2 separate regions of the Homo sapiens genome follow, and region 2 is linked to region 1. A link is a loop called in an ENCODE intact Hi-C map of the cell type or tissue named here. Cell type or tissue: sigmoid colon. All regions are shown on one strand.

What was found. A loop is a pair of places that touch in the nucleus more often than their neighbours do. Peaks named below come from ENCODE experiments on the same cell type or tissue, not always from the same donor. Only the 100,000 strongest peaks of a DNase experiment are listed, where the experiment ranks them.
Region 2: it touches region 1 in a loop (3-fold over the local background); 10 of 110 quality-filtered maps call a loop at or near these places.

What each region holds. Positions count from the first base shown.
Region 1 is chr3:123,649,430-123,657,429 of GRCh38, reverse strand. It overlaps MYLK (myosin light chain kinase), which reads left to right. Exons shown (of 34, transcript NM_053025.4): 24 at 2-304. LOC124909421 (a long non-coding RNA gene) reads right to left here. Exons shown (of 2, transcript XR_007096038.1): 1 at 7,305-8,000. Among named protein-coding and RNA genes, the nearest start is that of MYLK-AS2, 36 kb to the left of the region's middle. RefSeq lists enhancers at 3,218-3,718, 6,847-7,346, 7,347-7,848. In sigmoid colon, a CTCF peak has its summit at 4,921 (motif pointing left); DNase peaks (open chromatin) are centred at 3,909, 4,869, 5,799, 7,149 and 1 weaker place; H3K27ac peaks cover 2,866 bases.
Region 2 is chr3:123,877,548-123,885,547 of GRCh38, reverse strand. MYLK (myosin light chain kinase) reads left to right here and starts at 1,216. Exons shown (of 34, transcript NM_053025.4): 1 at 1,216-1,342. It also overlaps a transcript of CCDC14 not described here. RefSeq lists a silencer at 1,177-1,336. In sigmoid colon, a CTCF peak has its summit at 4,185 (motif pointing right); a DNase peak (open chromatin) is centred at 1,017; H3K4me3 peaks cover 1,494 bases.

The sequences.
Region 1 (8,000 bases):
GATAAGCCAGACCCCCCAGCTGGCACACCTTGTGCCTCTGACATTCGGAGCTCCTCACTGACCCTGTCCTGGTATGGCTCCTCATATGATGGGGGCAGTGCTGTACAGTCCTACAGCATCGAGATCTGGGACTCAGCCAACAAGACGTGGAAGGAACTAGCCACATGCCGCAGCACCTCTTTCAACGTCCAGGACCTGCTGCCTGACCACGAATATAAGTTCCGTGTACGTGCAATCAACGTGTATGGAACCAGTGAGCCAAGCCAGGAGTCTGAACTCACAACGGTAGGAGAGAAACCTGAAGGTAGGCTGCCATCACTTCATCAGTGGCTTGAAACAAATGTGCGTGACTGACCTTGTGTATGTAAAGACTGTACTGAAAGGGGTGAAAAGGAACTGAGGAAACATTAATGATGACTGGCAGGGTCTTTTGGGGTCTTGGTTTCCAAGACAGTGATGTTGAGCCATTCTTCAAAAAAAGTATTAATACTTAGGACATTTCAAAAAACATTGAACCAGCAATTTTGGCATGCTGCCACCAGGGGGTGATGGTATGTTACTCAGGAGCATAGGAGTTCAAGCGGCCTCATGTTCCTCTTCCACCCTCCACCCCTTCTCTTCTCCTCTTGTATCCATATTTGAGTGTCTACTTGGTGTCAGATTCTTGGAACACAAAGATAAGACATGGAGCTTAAAATCTAGAGGAAGAGAGGTGTGTATGGCTAACTATAATGAGAAGGGATGCATCCTATTATAGCTGGGTAAAAAAAGAACCAAGGGGACATAACAAAATGCATGGAGCATTTTTCCATGGAGACCAAGGAAGGCTTTCTGGAGAAGGTGACACTTAGTCTGAGTCTTGGAAAAAGGGATAGGATTCTAAAAGGCAGGGAAGATAAGGAAAGGCACTCTACAAGAGGAAACAGCATGAGCAAAGGTTACAAAGCCATGGCAGTGTGTGACATTTTCAGATGCTCGTGTGTGGCCAAGGCATATGTTGTGTGAGACAGAACAGGAGGAAGTAAGACTAAAAGGGCATTTTAGGTAAAGTTGTGAAGTTCATCAAAGATTCTCAGGCAGGGGATCGAGACGATTAGAGCTGGTTTTCAGAGAACTAGGGAAAAAGCAGGGATTTGCTATTCACAGTGCAGTTGTGGACCAGCAGCCTTGGCATCCTGGGAGCTTCTTAGCAAGCAGACTCCCCCAGGCCCTTCTGGGCCTTGACTGAAAATGATCCACTCCTTGGGGATTCAGATGCACACGAACATTTGAGAAGCACTGGAGTGGTGGGTGGGTCAGAGGAGATGAGACTGCAGTCAGCCATATCAGATGGGCCTCTGGGATGACAGTCCAGGGGAGGGATGGAAAGGGCACGAACTTCAAGCCTCAGGAGGTAGAAGTGACCATACTTGATGACTTTTTGCATAGTGAGTTGAGGAAGAGAACTGGAAGATTCTAAGATGACTTACAGTTCCTGGCTGGGGTAACTGAACACAAATTCAAGAGCCAGCTAGAGGTTTATTGTTATAATTCACCATGGCTAACATGTATTGAGCACTTACTCTAAGCTTACGATGTGTTAATCACTTTATATGCATCATTTCATCCAATCCCAATAGCCCAATGAAGCAGATACTGTTATTACCCTCATTTTACAGATAGGAGAAATGAGATTTAGAGGGGAGAAGCTACTTGCCCAAAGTCACAGAGCTTGTAATTGGTGAACTGATGCTTGAACTCAGAGCTGTCTGGCCTGAAGCTTGTGCTCCTTTGGTTAGACTGAGGGAAGAGGTCAGGCTGTCTTCCAGGTTCCTGACTTGAGTAACTTGGAGGTTACATAACAGTCTGGGAGGAGAGGGGAGCTGCGGTTTCAGCCCTGCTGAGTTGAGGCATCTAAGGGCTAGCCGAGGGAAGGTATCCTAAGACTGTTGGGTCTAGAGCCCAGGAGAAAGGTTTAAGCTAGTGTGGCAGGCTTGGAAGTCTTCACTATTTAATTAATAATTGCAACCATGGGCATTGATAAGGTTACAGAGAGTGTGGTAGAGAAAGTCAATACCAACACCATAAAGAAGGAACTTGCAGTACCAGGAGAAAGGACTGAGAGGGGAGAGAACCAAGAGGAGGCTGGAGTCTCAAAGAAACAGGGGAGGGAGAAGGTGCAAAGAGGGCTTCATAAACTGCATCCAATGCTAAATAAAAATGAAGGAGATGAGGACTCAGAGGGTCTTTGGATTTAGTCCTTTGGTTGGTAGTGATCTTTGTGATCCAAGTCTGTAGAGTTTCCACTGAGTGAAAAGATGGTTGCCCTGGTTAAGGAATAAATGGAAGAAAGAGAGGCCAGAAGCATGGAATATTATTTCAAGAAGTTTTATGTGAAGAACAGGAAAAGGACATTGTAAATTTAGGATAAGAGGCCGGGCGTGGTGGCTCACACCTGTAATCCCAGCAATTTGGGAGGCTGAAGCGGGTGGATCGCCTGAGCTCAGGAGTTCAAGAGTAGCCTGGGCAACATGGCAAAACCCCATCTCTACTAAAAGTACAAAAAATTAGCTGGGCATGGTGGCATGCGCCTGTGGTCCCAGCTACTCAGGAGGTTGAGGCAGGAGGATCGCTTGAACCCAGGAGGCAGAGGTTGTAGTGAGCCAAGATTGCACCACTGAACTCCAGCCTGGGTGACACAGTGAGACTCCGTCTCAAAAAAAAAAAAAAAAAAAAAGAATTAAAGAATATAGGATAAGAAAAAGTTGGGGGTTAGGAGAAGGTGGAGGGACATCAAGGGAAGAGAGCTCTTGGAGACAGGAGAATGTAGAGTTGTGAGGCAGATGGTAGAAGACTCAAGTATCAAAGGAGACTGAGCTCCACATGCAGAATGTCACTTGAAAACCAAAACTGATCAGTAGGTGAGAATGTATTTGACTTCTTCTAATTACAAGGAATTAGAAATCAAGTGAGGCAAATAGTGAACCTGAGCAAAGCTCAGAAAGCGAGAAAGCGAGCAGGCCTGGCATCACCAGGGAGCTAGAGCCATCGTGAGTATGGAAACTGTCATCTGATTCAATGACCCTGTTTAGTTTTGAAAAAAAAATTGAAAATTAGGTACAAAATAGGTATTAAAATTTTACTTTCAATTAAACAAGGGCTCCAGAAAGAAAGAAAGTTAGGGTACCAATGGGAAACATACCAACTTTACAATTTTATGCTAGCAGCTGTGTGTCAGGCGGCCTTTACCCGTTGAGCCATGTCAATATGCATAGAGCAGGTCTCCTTGAGAGCTATGGTGCAAGTCACGGAGACGTGATGCCTGCTCCTGGGACAGCTTTCGCAGGGATCCCAACCACTAGCCACTCCCAAATGTCTGTCAGGGGACACTGAGTAACAAAACTGCCATCACTGTCTTCTTACACACACACACACACACACACACACACACACACACACACACAACATCCCTCTGAAATGAGCAGAGTGGGGGCTGCATAGAGTGTGGGTCCCAGGGGGGCAATCAAGTTCCAGTCTGTGGTGTTAGGATGTTACTTGGAAAAGTGACAGGAAAAGGAGTAAGATTGCAGTGTGAAGATGTTCATTGGCTGGAAAGGAAATCATCCAGGTCTGTGCTATGGTGTAAAGAGGGAGAGACTGGAGAATCCCCGACTAACCCCAGGCAGCAGGACCAGAGGCCACGGGAGCTACAAGGTGTGGCCCCCAGGGGTCTAGGACAGCTGCTCCCAGGGCTGTGTGGAGACTCTGCCAGGAGGAAGAGCTGTGACTGCCTGTCTGGGGCAAGTGGCCTCTCCCTTGTTCCCTGCCATCAGCCCGCTGAACCCTCTCTGGGCCTTCAGACTCCCCTCCCCTGCTGCCACCCCTCCCAGCTGGGAATAGACAAAGGGCAATGTTGAAATCACTTGAAATCCAGAGGAGGAGTCCAGTCCACCCAGGGCTTCCAGACAGGAAGCTACTCCCCAGCTGAGGCTGGCTGGATTACCAAGGGGGAGGAGGAAGAGGGCAGAACAGTTGGCAAGTGTTAGGCCTCAGGGCAGAGGACTCTGGTTGAGGGGATTCCAGGCAAAAGTCCTCCACGGTCTGCTCAGATGCTTGTTAGTTATAAAGCTTCATAGGCCATCCCTCTGCTGAAGAGGGAAATGGCTCTCAGGGAAGTGGCGTGTGTGTTCACGCACGTGTGTGTGTGTGTGTTGGCAGAGAGGTGGGATCAAGTGACAGGTCATTGTAGGTCATTTCTGTGGAGCAGATGGGGTGGGATCATATTAAAAAGGCAGTGCTGATTAACCCACACTCCATGAAGCCCGGCTAATGTTGGCTCTGACCTTCACCACTACCACCACAGCCACTGCCACTCCTGCCTCTCGCTCTTCTACTTCATTCTCATGCCTCATTTGCATCCCTGTTGGTACCCTAGCCCTCATCCCACATCCACTCACCATGTGTTCTGTGCCCCTCCTGTGTTCTAGGCACTGCCATGGGCACTGGGGATACACTGGGGGACAAAGCATGGGTTCCCCGTGGAGCTCCAGTGGCTTCTCTATGCCAGAGCCACTCCTAAGACTAGGGTCCCTGAACTGACAATGTACTCCCAAACCCAAGTGCACAGAGCCAGAACCTTACCACAGCCCCGCTCCCTCCCAGCCCAGCCAGGTCTTGAACTGTACTCCTCCTCAAATCCTGCTGTCACTCAAATCCACTCCATCCCTGCTCCTTACCCTAATTTGTTCTAGTCTGTATAATTGTTAGCAAAACAGCTACTGTGACTGAGGCTTCTTGCAGAACTGGAGCCTCCTTGCAACCCCCAGGACAGTTCGAGATATAAAGCCTGTACCGCTCCCATCCCAGGCTGCAGCTACGCCCTGGCCTCAGAGGCCGTCTCCGGGGCGGGGGTGCCCTCTAGTGTTCTCTGGGTGTGCAACAGTCCTTGGCTGCAGGAAGGGACAATTCTCTGTCCAGGGGACTGACTGGACTTGTGCCATGTGAGGGTCCTGAGCACTCAGCTGATCCTCTCCCAAACACTCCAGGGTAACGAGACTCTCATCTGTTTGCAGAAATATCTCAGAACCATCTTCCAAATAGCCTTCCACTTAGCTCATGGATCTCATAGCTCATTCTGAACAGATTTTTTTTTTTTTTAAGTTCAGTGGAAGACCCTTCCCTAGTGGAAAGATGGAAACCAGTTCACCTTTCTCAACAACCCTTTATGCACCAAGAGCTCTGCTAATTGAACTGTGGTCTTTCCTCTACTTCTCTCTCACTCCTCCCCTTGTGGTCAAATAGAAGAGAGGCAGGACAAGAAGGGAAAAGCAGAAGGGGATGTAGCAGCCTGGAATCTTTCTCTTTTTTAAAGAGATCGGGTCTCACTCTGTTGCACAGGCTGGATTTGAACTCCTAGACGCAAGCATTCCTCCCGCCTCAGCCTCCCGAATAGCTGGGACTACAGGCACTTGCCACTGCTCCCTGCTTAGTCCGGACTCTTGATCCGAGTTTCCTGCAGCATAAAGGAACACAGTGCACTAGAAAGAGGGGCTGGAATTCCTTGAGAATGATCTAGGTCCTTCCCCCAGAGCATTAGCATGAGAATCAGATCTGCCACAGACCTCTGGGGTGAGAGGCGAAGGTGAGGCATGGATGTGGGCTCATGAGTGAGGCCAGAGGCTGGCCCTGTGGCTGTCTACCTGGACTCACAGTGACAGGCAGGGGCCAGCTCTAGGACTGGATGCCCCCTTCAAGGCACGCAGGGAAAGCCTCCTGCTGCCGGGCCATTGGCAAGACTGCTTCTCCTGACACCAGGCCAGGAAAGCTGCCCTCTCCTTTCCCTCTCACTCTGCTGCTTGGAATACACTGGTCTCCATGCCACGCCGGGAAAATGTGGCACAGGAACAAGAAATAAAGGATGACTCAACTGGTGAACCACTATATCAGGCAGCAGCACCACAGGTCAAGACAGGGGCCTCCCTGACAGTAAATAGGATGATTCTGTGTCGAAGACCTAGTCCAGTGACTGGTCCACCTGGTGTCCCATCACTCATTGACTCCAATATTGTTGCTTCTCTTAAAACCCTGTTTATAATATCATCACTGAACTAACCTAAATGTCTATTGAACATACTTATTATTCTAGTGGTACTTCTCATGTGTGAGTTCCATATCCCTCCAGCCTTCCTCCTACGTGAGGTAGAACACTAAATGGTTCCCCCAAGATGCAGTAGTCATGAGTTGATGAAAAGTCTGAAACTCTCATCTCATCCTTGGCGATTGTGTGATTCTCTTTAAAGTCATGTCCATTTTAGACTTCTTTCCCAACCTCAGAGGCCTCACCTTTTCTGATTAAGACATAGCCCTTCCCTTCAGTGGTCTTGCTTGCCACCTCCAGCTCCATTGTGGCTTTTGGACTGCCGACAGCCAGAGCTCCAGGGCAGGCACCCAGGGCGCTCTCAACAGCTACCCAGTACTCACCCCTGTTTGGGGCCCATGCACACTTTGCCCTGTGACAGCATCTGACAGCCCAAGCAGTAGATTGAGGAGCTGCTGTTTCTGTCTTGGGTATTAACTATGGACTTTAGGGTTCACCACCCTAAAAGGTAGAATGATCAGATTCTCCTGAACACTAACTCCATTCCTGGCTTCTAGTTGCATTGCTCTCAGGTCATCCTTTCCACCTGTGAATTGGACAATGCCACTCTTAACTCTCCAACATGTGGATTTAGGAATATTGACCAGTTAGGCCCACATCCCGACAGTAACCGTGAAACCCACCTCTGATACTTCAGCTAGACTATCTGGGTGTCCCTGTCTATCTCATCCTTTTTTATTTTTCCATGGCAGCTTCCTTTCTGTGATAAAATATACTTTCCAATCCCATTCATGTTTAGTTTTAGTCTTTTTTTAAAAAAACTAAGCTTTGTCAGCAGCATTTTAAGAACTCTAAACACACTCACACTCACACTCACACCGGTACACCCGCACTCACACTCATATGCCCACTCTCTCTCACACACACACACATACACACACACTCACACTTTAAAAATCCTTTTCCTCCCTCTATGCTTTCTCTCCTGTCTTTGTTTTGCTTCCTTGGGAAACCTCCCATTCATTGTCCAGCTGTCAGCCAGGACGCAGCCCAGACGATGGCTGAGGAACACACAGCACATGACGAAGCGTGGCATCCAGAGCTAGCCAGGGCCAGAGACATCAGGTGCAACCCTTCCTCTTACAGATGGGGAAACCAAGGCCCAGGAAGGGAAAGGCAATCAGCCAAGGTCAGGAAGCCAGAGTGGCTCGATTGTCAACAAACAAACCTGTATCGAGGCAAAGGAAGGCCTGGAGCTCTGAAGTGGGCGTGCTGTGCTGGATGCCCCCCTGTTCCGGGGAACCCCTCCTGTTCCCCGGACCCTGTTCACTCCTGACACGGCCATGGGAGCAGCTGGCATGACTGTGTCCCTCCCTGCCCTGCCTCACAAATACCTATTGGTTTCATTTGTGTGACATCACTCACGCCTTCATTGTATTCCATCATTTCCTGTAAGACGCAACTCAAAGGCTATTTCTTCTAAGAATAATTGCTCTCACTTACAATTGCACCATTTTGTGTCACCCTCCTCTGTTGTGTATTCACTTTGAACCATGGTGATATGTGCGTGATTATGGTACACTTTGTAAATTGTTACTTCAAGTATATATGTTTTTGCCTCTTGAACTAAATTATAAGCTATAAGAAAGGAGAGACCATGCCTTCTGTGTAATATGTTTTGAATGCCCACAATAACTGGCATTCAAGATGCTTGGTCCAGTGCTGGGATGCCGTCAACAATGTTCAATGAATGGCTACATGGATTTGACACTAGAAGCAGTTATAAGTTGCTGACTTTTGAGCCAGGGCAGAAAGAGACTGTCACAGTTGTGTGTAGGTTCTGAAAGTCAGAAAGGGTTGGATGAGATGTGGAGAAGGGTATATCTGGGGACCATGAGGCTAGAGAGGATGGGACAGAGGGGAG
Region 2 (8,000 bases), 230 kb before region 1:
GGGCTTAAGTTATTTAACAAATAATTGTAAGGAAAAGACTGAAAAGGCAAATCAAATTAAAAAAAAAAAGAGTGGGGGGAGGGGTAAGGTGCACCCTTGGAAGATACCAAGAAAAACAAAAGCAGCAGAAGTGACTACATGAAAGTCAGGTTAGTGGTTACTTTTGGGAGGAGGGAGAAAGGGGGTTGTCATTGAGGTAGGGCACATGGAGAGGCTCCTGGGGTGGCTGGCAGAGTTCTATTTCTTGATCCAGGTGGTGATTACAAGGATGTTCCCTTTATAATAATTCACTAGTCTATATATCTATATATTTGTTTTTTGTGGTTTTCTGTATTTATGTTTTATTTTACAATTAAAAAATTTTTAAAAACACTCCTTAACCTGCAGTAAACAGTTTTTTTAAAAAAAACAAAAGAAGGTCCAAGTGAAGAGATCAGAAGCTATAAAATATTTCATATTGGGTGCAAACTAAATATAAAGCAAGCCAAAACCAGAAACACCTCCTCCCCCTCCCCTCCCCCCCCTCCCCTTTCCCCTTTTTTAATTTAAAGAACTTTGTAGGTATCTTCCAAACCAATGAGAGATTCTTAACACACACAAAGGGAGGATGTCAGAGGAACCATGGGGCTGAGTTGCACCACTGGAGGATGTCTGAAAAAAACTACATAGACAACCTTCCAGCACTAAAACTTTAGCCCCATGGTTCCGCTGACATCTTCATTTTACAGATTAGAAAACTGAGGCCCAGAGGCAGCCAGTGTCTCATGCACGCTCACGAAGCTAGCATCAGACCCCGACCTAAGGCCTAGGTCTCCCAGTGTAGGACTAAGACACGCACCAAGACAGTACCAGCCCGCTGACCGCCGCCTGCGAGGAGTTAACTGGGGCGGTGCAGGATAAGTGCGAGGGGGGCCCGGGTCTGGCGCTAGGTTTGGCTGCGGATTCTCCGCTCCGGACTCCGAGGCAGAAGGCGGGTGGGCGTGGCGGGAAGGGCAGCAGGTCCACTCCCCGAGCGCTATGCAAATGTCATGCAAATCAGTGCATGGGGGCTGGAGCGGGTGGTTTGAGTCCTGACCCCGTAGCGCCGCGCTCTCACTCGCTCTCCTCAGCGCGCGTCCGCTCTCCGCTCTCCCACTTGCTCTCTCTCTCGCCGGTTCGCTCACCCCCGCCCCGCCCCGCCCCGCCCCGCCCTGCCCAGTCCCGGACGCGCCTCGCGGGCTCCCCGCGCCGCCCGGTCGGCAGCAGGGCGCTGAGCGAGCTCGGAGCCCGCGCTGTGCGCCTGCGGCCGGGGCGCCCCGCCGAGCGCCGGTGCCCCGGCTCCCGGGCCGCCTTCGCCGCGCGGGTGAGTGAGCCCGCCCCATGCTTTTGTCCAGGCGCGGGCCCTGGAAGTCAAGGCTCCGAGGGTGGGAGTTCTGGGTGGGGGCTGGGACCCCCACCGTCTGTGCCTCCCGACTCCCCTAATGGAGAGGGGCCCCGGGGTGCGGCGAGGAGTCAGGGGCGTAAGGAGACGACCCCAGTGACGCCAGGCTGCACGAGTTTTCTTTTGGGGAGATGAAGTGCTTGGGGACACTGATGCGATTGCCTTTCTAGGAATCATCCGAAGGGGGTGCCTTTGATTTGAGGGGCGGAGGAGAAGCGGACCCTTCTCCCAGCTCCCAGACCCTCGCTAGAGGACTCGGTGACGGCCTCTGGGAAGGGGGTGCCACGTGAAGGTCCTTCCAGCCCAAATGTGATTCCGGGAAGGTAGGGCGGGGAAGGCGGCCCGCGAGTGCCAGACCTGGCCATCCCAGGCGAAGCTGGGGCGCGGGCTTTGCAGACTTGTTCCTACTCCATACTCCTCATTTAAGCTCCTTACCTCGCTCTGCCTCCTTCGCGTTAACTGGGGTCCCATTGTTGAGGGACCTTGTTCGCCGATGATTGCAGTTGGAAAGTTTTGGATAAACTTCTCAGGAGATGTGAGTTGTCAATGGTTGAGGTAGACCCCTCCCTGGAACTTATGGAACTAAAACCCTTCAAGACCCAAAGGACTGAATTTCTAGGAGTGGCATTGCAGATGTGAAGATGGGCTGATGGGGAAATGGTTTCAAGGATATATATTTTTTTTAGATTGGGGTGTGTGTGTTGGGGTGCGGGGCACTTTCTATTTCGTAGCCAGAAGGAGAAGACCCAGCTCTACTAGAGTCTAGAGGGAGTAAAATTAGCTGTTGTGATTCAGGGAGCTGGGTGGGTGTAGGGAAACACCTGGGCAGTGGGCATGATGCCAGACCTCAGGCCGTTGGTTTTTACCATCCCTCCTCTCCCCAAGTGCAAAGACCAGAGTATATGCAATGACCCGCCCACCCCACAGCCTTTGAGAGCCTGCCCTGGAGCTGCATCCCCCTTCCAAGAGAGGCTGTGTTCTTCTCCACCTGAATGGAATACTTTTTGTCAAAATGCACTTATCAATAAATTATTTCCAGATGGTGGGCTTAGGAGGACCATTTGGGGAACCCCGCCCACACTTCAAAGAATCAGGAATCAACAATGCAAGTCTCTGGGAGAAGTGTAGGTGCATCTGGTGACTTTACTAGGTTCCTACAAGGCATTTAGGGTTCTAATAGAACTGTTTTCTTTTCTCTTAAATTCTTGACCTCCTTCTCTCTTCCGTGATTCTCTTAGTCTCTTCCCCGCCTGCACACTGTGGGACTGTGGAGGATGATGCTGCTGGCACCACAGTGCTCTAGGGCAGCATGGAATTTTCCTTCCTGCCCAGAGTGAGGTTACCCCTTTTTCTCCCACTCTCAGTGGGCCAGGAGCCTTGGGTCTGGGAGGAACCTGAGCAGTTGGTCCTGGGTCCGGAGTGGTTGGACTCTGGATGCTGGATTGGGTAGCGGGTACTCTGGGGACATGCACAAGAGCTTTTTTTGCCAAGATGTGCAGGTCTGTCTCATTGTTCACTGATGATACAAAGGATGCTGGACCTCATTTGCAGCTAAGCATGAGCTTGGAGAACCACCCCACAGTGGGGAAGCATTTATGCTGGTTTATCTCCCATGTTCAGTTTCTTTTGTGTAATAACTGGCTAGCTGAGGAGGAGGGTAGCTGCAGCATTGTAGATGTTTCCTTGTCTTATTTTTATTTTTATTTTTTATTTTGAGACAGGGTCTGGCTCTGTTGCCCAGGCTGGAGTACAGTGGCGTGATCTCAGCTCACTGCAACCTTGACCTACCAGGCTCAAGGAATCCTCCACCTCAGCCTCCTGAGTAGCAGGGACTACAGGTGTGTGCCACCACACCTGGCTAGTTTTTTGGATTTTTTGTAGAGATGGGGTCCTACCATGTTGTCCATACTAGTCTAATGGGCTCAAGTGATCGCCCACCTCTGCCTCCCAAAGTGCTGGGTTACAGGCATGAGCCACTGCACCCAGCCAGAGTAGTTGCTGTTTGTGTGAGGTTTGCTCACCCCTTCATCAGGGGCTGCTTCCCCAGGGGCCAGATCTTAGAAAACATATGCAGAGCAGACTAGGCCTTGGAACATTCCTAGGCTAACTGGTAAGGCCAGGTGGCCCCACCTGCTGCCTGAAAATGGTAGACAGACAGCTACAGTCACTGCAGAGGAGGGGCTCCTGGCTGGCAGGTGGCGGGGGTAATCTGCTGAGAAGGCTTGTCAGAGAAGGAGGTGACCCAGATGGTGCAGAGGGGAGAGGCCTTTGAGTTCCAAGGGTGGGGAAAGGTTCTGGGTCTCTGGCTAGGGAGATCTTTGCTGGTCTCAGAGGCATAGATTGTGAATGCGCTGGGGTCACCATATACTCAGTGTCTTTGAGAATGACCCCTTGCTTTTATCCTCAAAATATAAGATGAGCCTAGAGTTTGAAACACAACTAGTTGGCTTGTCTGTCTTTTAGGAAGTTCATAAGGTGGGGTGGGGGTTTCAGAATGCAGCCTTGCTTGGGGACATGGGTACAGTGTCCCATGAGTATGGGGTGTCTTATTTAGTATCTTTCTGAGAACAATACTTGGGAGTCTGGAAATATAAGCCTACTTGGAAGCCCAGCTGCACCTCTCACAGCTCAAACCAACCCACACAGGCTGGGAGATTGTTCATTCTTAAAAGCTTCCTGTCCTGTCTTTTCAGCAAATGTAGTAAAATTTAGAAACAACACTTAAAAAGTATCCTTTCCCAACAAAAGACAATGTCCTCGCTCAACTTGGCCAGCAGAGGGTGCATGCAGAGGACATGAGGCAGGGCCATTTGCATGGAAAATGTCCATGTGGATGCTTAGGCCTGAGCAGGGTCTATTGGGTGGCCTGAGTGCTCAGAATCAAGGAACCGTCCAGCAGTGAGCCAGAGTGGGACAGAACGATGTCACTGTGATGAGCTCCTATGCCATGTGACTTCTATCTCTTCCCTGTGCTCCCCCAGCCTCCTACCTTACAAGCAGGCAGACATGGTTGTGCGGGGAAGCAGTGCCCATACAAGCCACGCCCCTCTCCCACCTGCACCATTCTGCAGATGGATTCTCTTTATTCTTCCTTGAGTTTTGGCTGCACACTTTTCCATTCGTTTGATGCCAACAGGTTGAGCAAATGCATTCCCCTCACAAACTCAAGGTGGGTGGACCTCCGTATTTGCACTGCGGGCCAACAGGTGCATCCCTCCTCCTTGTTGCATGCACCTGGTGTGTGAGGGCTGCAGCCCCCATGAAATTTACTGACAGCCAGCCCAGTCAGCTGGGGCAGGAGGAGAGCCAGCAACAGTTGCTGCCTCATGGGCTGGAAGGTAAGGCTGTGTTTCCAGATGCTCCCACCACCTTCTTTTCCCTGCCCTCCTGCTCACTGTACTTCAGTGTCTGAGGGTGAATGGGCACCCCACTAGGGAGCTGTGGAAATTTTTGTGTAGATCCAGCTTCTTAGATTTCCCACGTTGTCCCCATCCCCCCTCTGTTGGTACTTCCTTGCCCCCCTTCCACCCTCTGCTCCTCTCCTTCCCTGGGTCTTCAGTGCAGAGCCCTCTGGAGACAGAAAGCCCCTTTGGAGACAAAAGAAAAGGGATGAGGAGAGGATTTCCTTTTCTTTCAGACCTGCTTCTTGATTTTTTTTCCCTTGGCTCTGGGCGCTCAGATCTGATGCTAATTTGTTAATCCAGGACCTTATGGGTTATTTCTCATAATCTTTGGGGGAACCGAACACCTGCAACTTGGGGCTTTTATAGTTGAGGATGCTGTTTACCTTTCTTGTTTTCAGAGATGAGGATTTCTGATGTATAGTAGGTCTCATTCAGGTTTCTGGCAGGAGGAGGCAGCCAGGCAGAATGTGATCTTTGGTGTTAAACTTGGGTTCAGTTCCATCCCATTCACTTACTGGCTGGGTGTTCTTGGGCATGGGTTTTAACCTCTGTGAGCTGACTTGAGTTTTGTCATCTGACAATGAGGGCGGTTATAAAAATTAAATGAATATAGGAATATAAATAGGCACAAAACAAAGAATAGCTTTTATTATATATACCGGGCAGTGTTCTCCAGGTCTATATAATGACTTGTAAATCAACCAGCAGACACTAATGATGTCTACTTTCTATTGAGCTCTGTAGAGGCTTATAAAACAAAGGTAAATGTGGGCCAGGCACGGTGGCTCACGCCTGTAATCCCAGCACTTTGGGAGGCCAAGGCAGGTGGATCACAAGGTGAGGAGATTGAGACCATCCTGGCTAACGCGGTGAAACCCCGTCTCTACTAAAAATACAAAAAATTAGCCAGGTGTGGTGGCGGGCGTCTGTAGTCCCAGCTACTCGGCTGTAGTCCCAGCAACTCGGGAGGCTGAGGCAGGAGAATGGCATGAACCCAGGAGGCGGAGCTTGCAGTGAGCCAAGATGGCGCCACTGCACTCCAGCCCAGGCGACAGTGTGAGACCCCGTCTCAAGAAACAAACAAACAACAACAACAAAAAACAAAGGTAATGTGTCTATGCTAAGAGACTCTGGGTGGGTAGCAAGAGAGCTAACACATAGGTAATTAGAAAACAGGGACAACATGCAATTTCCAAGTTTCATTAACAGAATTAAAGGATGACAAGAAATTCAGGGGCTAGAGTGATGCAGGAAGGCCTCAAAAATGGAGAGGAGGAAGGGAGGGTAAGCATTTGCCAGGAGAGAGGAAGGCAGGAACATTTGGCTCCGGTGTCTGAAGGCTGTTAGCTCCTTCCTTGCTGGGCCCTGGCACAACACCTTTGACCTTGCAGCGCACTCCCAAACATGCAGGTGTGCTTGTCCTGAGGTTTATTTTGGGGGTGGTTTTCATTCTGGCCTTGTTTTCCCTCTGCTGCCAATAATATTTCTGAAACATCTGAAATTGTTTTATTTTATACTCGATCAAAAATATTAAGAGGCAATTGGGTGGCCAGAGTGAAAGCCCAGAGGCCCGTAGAAGACTTTTGGGTTTCTGGGGCTTTGTGTTCTCTTTTCATGCCTCATATATTGTAGCTCACTTCCTAGTTCTGGAATCACAGGGTGTTAGGACTAAGGGTCAGGTCCACTTGACCTTTGCATTGGACTGAAGAGGAAACTCTGGCCTAAGATGCCAAGTGGTGGCTGGGCACCGTGGTTCACGCTTGTAATCCCAGCACTTTGGGAGGCCAAGGCGGGTGGATCACCTGAGGTCAGGGTTCAGGACCAGCCTGACCAACGTGGTGAAACCCCATCTCTACTAAAAATCCCAAAATTATCCAGGTGTGATGGCAGCCTCCTGTAATCCCAGCTACTCGGGAGGCTGGGGCAAGAGAATCACTTGAACCCAGGAGCAGAGGTTGCAGTGAGCTGAGATCATACCACTGCACTCCAGCCTAGGCAACAAGAGCAAGACTTCGTCTAAAAAAAAAATCCAAGTAGTAGAGCCAGCATCAGCCAGAGTTCTCATCACTACCTATCCTGGTGGAGGATGGTGATGGCATAGGAAGGTGAACGGCCTGACATAGGCAGGAAGAATGGATACACATTGGTTCCCTCATCTGCCCACCTGCTTCTCTAGAGTCCTTTAAGGCTGTCCTCTTTAGTCTGAGGGTCCAATGGGGAGCAGGAGTGAATGTCCTACCTTTATCTGGCCTGTGATCACTGCCATCTGTCTGCTTCAGGGCCCCTGGATACCGAGTGCTGTTCCCCTTTCCTGGGGTCAGACTACATGGAATGTCATCTGAGGCTGTGGGAAACACCAGGAAGATGCCCCGGGTTTGGGGGCTAGCTTCAGCACTGTCTTCTGCTATGTGACGTGGTATCTCCAGGTCTCAGATTGTGCACCTTTAAATGGACAGAGAAGCCCTTCTCTACTCATCTGATGAGGCTGTAGGCAGATGAACACGTGCTTGGCAACCTGTGCTTGTGCTGTGGTCGTAAGGGTAGTGTCCTGCTAGGCACTGTGCTCCTGGAGGTCACCAGCTGTGGTTCATCTTGTATCCTTACTCATAGCCTGGTGCCTGACACACCACAGGTGCTCAGTACATCTGGGTGGAAGGACTGGCTAATGGGGTAAATGGAGGTGCTCAGAGAAGATTCTAAGGGATTTGCTGTGTGCCACTCCATGAGAAGGCACTTTCCACTCATTCACCTCACTTCTTCAGTTATGTCTTCTGTAGGGCTAGGTATACTTCATTCTAACTTTTCTCCTGAGCTTTATGCATCTTTCCAGCCAAGTACTGAGTCCATTCACAGAACATGACTCAAGCAGATGTATTCCTAAACTTCCCCATTGTCCAAGTTAAATTTCCATTTGGTATTTTCCTATTAGTGTCAACAGGGTGATCATTTTCGTAATCACTTGGTTGCTGATCTTGTGGAAACGAGTATGTTCATGAGGAAGCAGCAGGTGGCTTTAGAACGTGCCTGGAGGAACAGTTCTTATCTTGCAACCTGCCTCTGATTACTATCAAAAGCTCCTGCCTTTCCAATAGTCACTCATGGTATACATGATACAATCAACGCAGTTGCTACTGATGTTACCCAATAGTATGTTTTAGGGAGTTCTCAGGCTTCTT